Linked DNA regions of Mus musculus: region 1 is linked to region 2. The links are chromatin contacts, found by POLR2A ChIA-PET in ENCODE. All regions are on one chromosome and are shown on one strand. Each heading gives the region's core, a stretch centred on a gene start or an enhancer-like site at or near the end of the contact. The rest is flanking DNA. Distances are from core to core; before and after follow the strand shown. Region 1 holds the start of Acly (ATP citrate lyase). Region 2 holds the start of Nt5c3b (5'-nucleotidase, cytosolic IIIB).

The links. ChIA-PET counts read pairs that join two places held with the same protein, here RNA polymerase II (POLR2A).
Region 1: POLR2A ChIA-PET joins it to region 2 with 15 read pairs in Patski. The contact joins the promoter of Acly here to the promoter of Nt5c3b in region 2. POLR2A ChIA-PET finds 5 or more read pairs at or near these places in 3 of 5 experiments (Patski and embryonic stem cell).

What each region holds. Positions count from the first base shown.
Region 1 is chr11:100,526,290-100,529,523 of GRCm38, reverse strand. It overlaps Acly (ATP citrate lyase), which reads left to right and starts at 1,524. Exons shown (of 28, transcript NM_134037.3): 1 at 1,524-1,729.
Region 2 is chr11:100,439,610-100,442,848 of GRCm38, reverse strand. It overlaps Nt5c3b (5'-nucleotidase, cytosolic IIIB), which reads left to right and starts at 1,751. Exons shown (of 9, transcript NM_001102650.2): 1 at 1,751-1,805; 2 at 1,922-2,020; 3 at 2,595-2,664; 4 at 2,763-2,809. The coding sequence starts at 1,794. It overlaps Klhl10 (kelch-like 10), which reads right to left and starts at 925. Exons shown (of 5, transcript NM_025727.3): 1 at 625-925. The coding sequence starts at 818.

The DNA.
Region 1 (3,234 bases), core at 275-2,774, 87 kb before region 2:
AATTGCTGTCCTCCAGGGCCTGAATTTGAGCAACTTCAGAGACGATATTTATTTACTTGGGGAGAAGTGATCACTCACAGAGATTTGGGTAGGTTCTAGGCCTCTCCCTCAACTGCAGGAGCAAGGGGCACTCTAAACTGTTATTTCTAAAGAATGAGTATTAGGGAAGGGACCAAGAAAAAAAAAAAAAAAAGACGTCATCAAGGAGCACACGCTAGCCAGGAGTGGTGGCACGCCTTTAATCAGGAGGCAGAGGCAGGCGGATTTCTGAGTTCGAGGCCAGCCTGGTCTACAAAATGAGTTCCAGGACAGCCAGGGCTACACAGAGAAACCCTGTCTCGTAAAAAACAAAACAACAACAACAAAAAAAAAACCCAAACAAACAAAAAAAGGAGCACACGCTGGTCAAGAATGGGTGTTACAAGTTCAGCCATCCAAAGACTGGCCGAAAAGGGCCTGGGAGTGGGGGGCCTTGGGAAAGTGTTTGCCCAGGAGAGTGTTGCAACATTGTTGCAGGGAGCTTTTGACCCAGGGTTTTTTGCCAGGGGCACAGCCATGCAGATTCTCTGCACCCTGGGCTGACGCATCACCTGAGCTGATTAAAGGATGATTCTGGCCTCCTTCCTAGAGCTGGAAAATTGTTAGTTTCTGGGTCCATCTGGGAAGACATACTGGGACTAGGGGACAAGCAAGAGAGGCTTCCACTCCAGGGAAGCAGTGAATTCCTGATTTCCAGGACCTTATGATTTATCTATTCTGCCCCAGAAGTTCTCGGGTACCTGTTAGACTGGGCGCTCCAGTTTTGGGTTTGGAAAATATGTTCTATCTTTCGCAAGTAACAGAAAAGAGGAGGTTGTTCATTGCTTTCGGTGTCTTAGTTTGAGGTTGGGGGAGGGAGCAAGAGGTTGGGCAGGGATGGCCCCAGTCCTAAGTTTTAATCTCAGATAAATGATCAGCTCCGCCCAGATCCGCGCTCAGGTGAGCCTGTAAGAGGACTCGCGTTGGGACTGGCGTCCTTCTGGCCTCACTAGTTTACCCCTTCCTCCAATCTATGTCCTAGGTCGGACAGTCTGATTGTGTAGCGTGGTCGTGTAGACTGGCTCTGGTAAATTCCCTGGGGAGGGTTCCAGGAGCGGAGAGGCGACACGTGTGAAAGGAAAGCAGACGTAGCTTTTCAAAAGCAGGTCTAACGCACTGGGTTTGGTGTGGCGGCTTACAAGAGCCTGGGATAAGAACGTCAGTTGCTCTCCTGGGAGGGAGGAAGAGGACGCCAGGTCCAGGGAGAAGTGCTATAGCCTTTTGGGCCAACAACCCCCTCCCTCAGCTACCCAACCCGGCGGCTGGCCGGCCCAGCCCCTGAAACGATCAGGCCACAGCCCCCAGCCTCGTAGGTTCTCCTCCTAGAGCCGCCCGGCCCATCTCCCCATCCTAGGCCCCGCCCACGGCCCCGCCCACGTCCGGGACTACAAGTCCCATCAGCCCCAGGTCAGGCCTGAGGGCGGGGCCACCACAGCAGCGAATGGGGAGGAGCCTAGAGCTCAGGCTAGGGAACGCGTGTGCCCAATCGCCGGGCTGCTTAGCCTGTGAGCTGATGGGGGGCGGGGAGGAGCCCACTTGGGCCGGAACAAAAGCCGGATCCCCGGCTGCTGCAGGCGGCTGGAGCGATCCGAAGAGTTGGGGTGAGCTGGTGCTTACGGACAGAGAGCCACACTCAGGCTTTCTCGAAGAGGTGAGTACGGCAGTCGTAGGCGCGGGTGCGACCCCCCAGTACCCACTAAGCTTCCTGCTTCCCTCCCCCAACCCGGAACCACCTCCGGGCTCCCTGGCTGGGCGCTCCCGCGCGCTCCCTGCACCTGCTCGGAAGTTTTGTGCGGGTCTAAGCTTTATAGTAGTCTTCTCCCCAGCCGCGGGCCGCATGTCTACACCCTCCCAATCCTATTCTAGTTCCTGGGAGTTTGCACATTGCTTGCCACCGACCTTACTTCTCCCTCCTCCGGATTGCCTTTGCGCGTCCTGCTTCTTCTCAGCTCCACCCAGGGCCAGCTCTCGAGTCTAGTCGGGCTTTTTTTGGGACACTTTTTTGGGCCCCATTCGGGTTCCCCACCGGATGCCGGGGCGGGTAGTAGAGATGGCGGTGGCTACTCTCTCCACGCCGGCCGCTCGCAAGCCGGACTCAAGCAGGCCTGTCCTGTTAGTTCTGTGGTGAATCCCTTAAGCTCTATGTCGAAGTGTAGGGAGCGGGCCCTGGCCACGCGGGGTCGTGCTGCTTCAGAGTGCCTGAGGCCTTGCTGCGAGGACTTGGCTCCGGAGCGACGGCGCTGGATGGGCTCTCCCTGCTAAGGAGCTCCCTACTGGTGTAGCCCCCAAACAACAGATGGTCGGAGTGCTCAGGAGTCTGGATGAGACAAGCACCTAGGGTGTGTGTATGTGCGCGGGCGCGCGTGTGTGCAAAGGATGCTACCTACCTCTACCTCCTGTCAGGCCTGGCAGAGGTCTGGTCCCCAAAGCTTGCTGCTTTCTTCAGTCTTGAAATTCTGCTATGAGGGATCCCTCCTGACATAATTTTGGAAAGGACAGCATAAGGCACTTTAGTCTGCCAGCCAACCCTGTCTGTCCCCGCTTTAACTTTGCTCAGCATGTCGGGTTTCTTTACTATCGAGAGATAACTGTCCTGGAAAGATCATTTCCACCTCTTAGAAAGCTGCTTAAACGCTCCCCTCTGCGGGGGGGGGGGGCAGTAAAAGGAGGCCTTGAAGACAGAGTAGCTGCTGTTTTTAATCTCTATTTAGACACTGTCTGCTGTAGCAGGGAATACTCGGAAGAGTTCTGTCCGTTCCTTTGCTATAGGGGATTGCTTGCTTGTCATCCCCTCCCCCTCCCCAGCCCTTAAAGTGAGAGTGTTTTGTCGACCCTCCTCAGTGGGTCCCAGAGGAGTCTTCTTTAAAAGCAGGCTTCATTCATTCACCCTTCCCTCTGGGCTGCTCCTGGGGCCTCAGTGAGTGAATTCAGTCCTCAGGCAGTCACTGTAGAAAATAGCCCATTCAATTCAAAAGATCCCTTTCTTGGAGAGAGATAGAGACAGACAAAGACAGAGAGAATGTGAGTGTGTGTGTCCATATATCTAAGTGTATAGGTGCGTGTGCGTGTTGGAACCTTGGGCATGGTTCCCACTAAGAGTTTGCAGGTTATTGTTAACAGGTAACAGTTTGTTGGGGGAGTGGGCGCTCAGCTCTG
Region 2 (3,239 bases), core at 502-3,001:
GGTTGAACGGTTGCCAGAGTACATGGCCCGCTGAGCTTAAGCTATTTAACATCTTGGAGCTGTAGAGATGGGTCTCTTTTCAACAGAACACGAGGTTCCATGCCAAACACCTACATGGTAGCTGACAACAGTCTGCAATGCCTGTCCCAGGGGACCCAATGTCCCCTTATGGCCTCTTCAGGCGCATCATGTATGTGGCCCAGACAGACATACATGCAGGCAAGATATCCATCTATAAAATAAATGAATAAATACAAACTTTAAAAAAAAGATATTTACTATCTTCCTGTTGTTGTTGTTTTGGTTTTTTTGTTTGTTTGTTTGTTTTAGAAATAGATTCTCTATAGCCCAGGCTGCCCTTGAACTACTGATTCTCCTGCCTCAGCCTCTCCAGTTGCTGGGATTACAGGCCTGAGCCACTATGCCTGGATTATAAACTGGTCCTTTCGGAGCCTTATCTAGAGTGTAGGATCAGGTCTGTCCAACTTTTTTTTTTAACGCTGCAATGGCATGCTGTCAACCTACAAAGCTTAGACTTGAGAACAGCTCAAACCAGTTATAAACAAACACAGAGCCTCAGTGATGGGAGACACGGCTCAGCTTCCCCCCCCCCCTCCGGTGTACCTAAAGTAGGAGCTGCAGCTACAGAGGATGTTCTTGTGGGCATTGAACTCGAAGCCATTGACTTTGATGACCACGTCGCAGAGCTTGCCCTCAAGCCGGAGCTCGTTGAAGATCTCACAGGTCATTGCACTCATCTTTCTTTCCATGTGAGGCTGGTGGAACCGGGTGGAGGCAGCGGTGCTCTCCATCTCCATGGCTCCTTGGGACCAGGGGAGAGAGGCTGCTCTCCTGGGGTGTTGGGGAGGGTTATGGGGGGCCCCTTTAGCCAGCTGTCGCTCCTTTTCCCTACTACATCTTTCATATAGGGACCATCAGGCAGCCCAAGTTCCAGAATCCTGGGCAGTGAGATCACTCAGGATTGTGCTCTCAGGTTCTGGAACCCCCTTCTTGCCCCTTCTTTTCCTCCCCCTCCCCCCAGAACATACAGGTAGACCACCCCACATCTCTTTCCTCGACCTCAGACCTAGGGCAGAACTGTGACCACCAACACAATTGAGCCTTTACTGAGTCTGCTGCTTGTTGCATCTTCAGGTTGGGTCCCCACCTCCCTGCAGCATCCTTCCAAAGCTCTCTCTGGGCTCCCCATGGGTGCAGAGGCAGAAGCAGAGCTGATCAAATATCATGCTGGCCAGGGTCTTCCAGCCCCTGAGATGCCTTACTGCCTTACTTTGCTTGTGGTGCTGATGAAGAGCCAGTTAGGGAAGTGTCTCCTGGATACACCCCCTGTCCAAAATGCACTTGAATACCTAGTGGGTTGTTCTTTGCAATGCAGGGGATGAAATTCAGGGCCTCATACCTGCAGGCAAGAACTCTCTCACTAAGCAGTGACCCCCAACCCCAGTAAAGATTGCATTTGTGTTCCAGAAAGAGTGAGTGACAGGCGCCCATACACACCAAAGCCTCATGACAGCCAGCCCACATACAGGACCCCAGCGTCTTGGTACTCCCCCCCCTCGCCCCCCAACGTTCCCCCACCCCCACACACAGTAGACCATCTTCCCCCACACACCCCCGCACTCCCCACTCTTGCTTCTCCTGCCAGTATCCGGAGCCAGCCTGGAAACGGCCTGCAGCTCCTAGACCGACGCGACTAGTGCGAGGCGACGCCTGCGCAGTGTGGCTGTAAGGCGGGCGCTGTCTTCGGGGCCGCCCACCAGGCCAGCGGCGTGATGGCGGAGGAGGTGAGGCCACGGGCGGGGACGGTCCCGCGTGGCGGGATCGCGGGTGCGGAGAGACCCAGCTGTCCTGATGCCCATCGCGGCTCTCGGGTCAGCGGGTCTCTTGGGTCTCACGACAGGTAAGCAGCCTGATGAAGGCCACGGTCCTGATGCGGCAGCCCGGACGGGTGCAGGAAATTGTGGGCGCCCTTCGCAGGGGCGGAGGAGACCGCCTGCAGGTACCGGGGCTTGGGGTAGGGCGGGAGGGTGCCTGCCCTGCGGCCTTCCCGCCAACTGGGGTTCGCGCTCTGCGAGCCTGCGCCCTAGGGTGGTCATGGACAAACAGATTGGTTCACCTCGGGAAAGAGCCTACCTCCCCCAGTAGCCAACTTTCAGAGTAGTCAGATGTGACCCTTTTCCTGCCGCTTGGTTTTAGAAAGCAAGTGGGTGGAGGCCCCCCTCCCTCCCCCAGTCGAAGATAAGGGAGATCCACAAAGGTCGGAAGGCACCTTAAGAAAGAACCAGTGTATAAAGATGCCACAGAAAGTCACCCCCACATTTGGGGGACTTTGTTTTCTTCAGGGTTAACTCGTGTCCTGACACAGGATGTCACTTTTTTCCTTCTTTCTTCTGTCTCTCCCTAACCTTGCAAAGGCTTTGCTGCAGCTTGGTTAGACTTCCTCCGCTACCCCAGGCTGAGGCAAGGGCCAGGATAGACCAGTACCTAGTCAACCTAGTCAACCTAGTCAGTCAACCTAGTCAACCTAGTCAGTCAACCTAGTCAACCACCATCATCCGCCCTTTGTCTCTTAGGTGATTTCCGATTTTGACATGACCCTGAGCAGATTTGCTTACAATGGACAGCGATGCCCTTCTTCCCACAGTAAGTCACATTTTAGCTTTCCTTGTAGGGCTCAAGATGACAACTGCTATGGAGCAAATAAAGGGAGTCTTGTGTGTGTGTGTGTTTTCTTTTTTCAGATATTCTGGATAACAGCAAAATTATCAGTGAGGATTGTCGCAAAGAGGTGGGTCATTCCCTTCTTTGCTCAAACATGGCTGTGGTATGCTTCTGGGGTTGAACCACAGCGTCCAGGACTGAAATCTTAAGAAACTCCGTTCCTTAAACACAGTGTGGGGAGACCTGTAATCCCAGAGGCTGAGACAGGAGGATCCCAAGTTCAGAGGCTGCCTGGATTCCAGAAAGAGTTCAAGGTCACTTAGGCAAGGAAAAGGAAGCTGCATGGGTGTTGGTGGCGCACACCTTTAATCCCAGCACTCAGAAGGCAGAGGCAGCAGATCTCTGTGAGTTCGAGGCCAACCTGCTCTACATATTAAGTCTCAGCCAGACAAGGATAGATAGGAAGACCTTATCTCAAAAACAGAGGGAGTCTGGGTCAGAGGAAGCTTATCAACCATTCGAGACACTCTGGATTTGCTCCTTAGTTTCACTTGGTT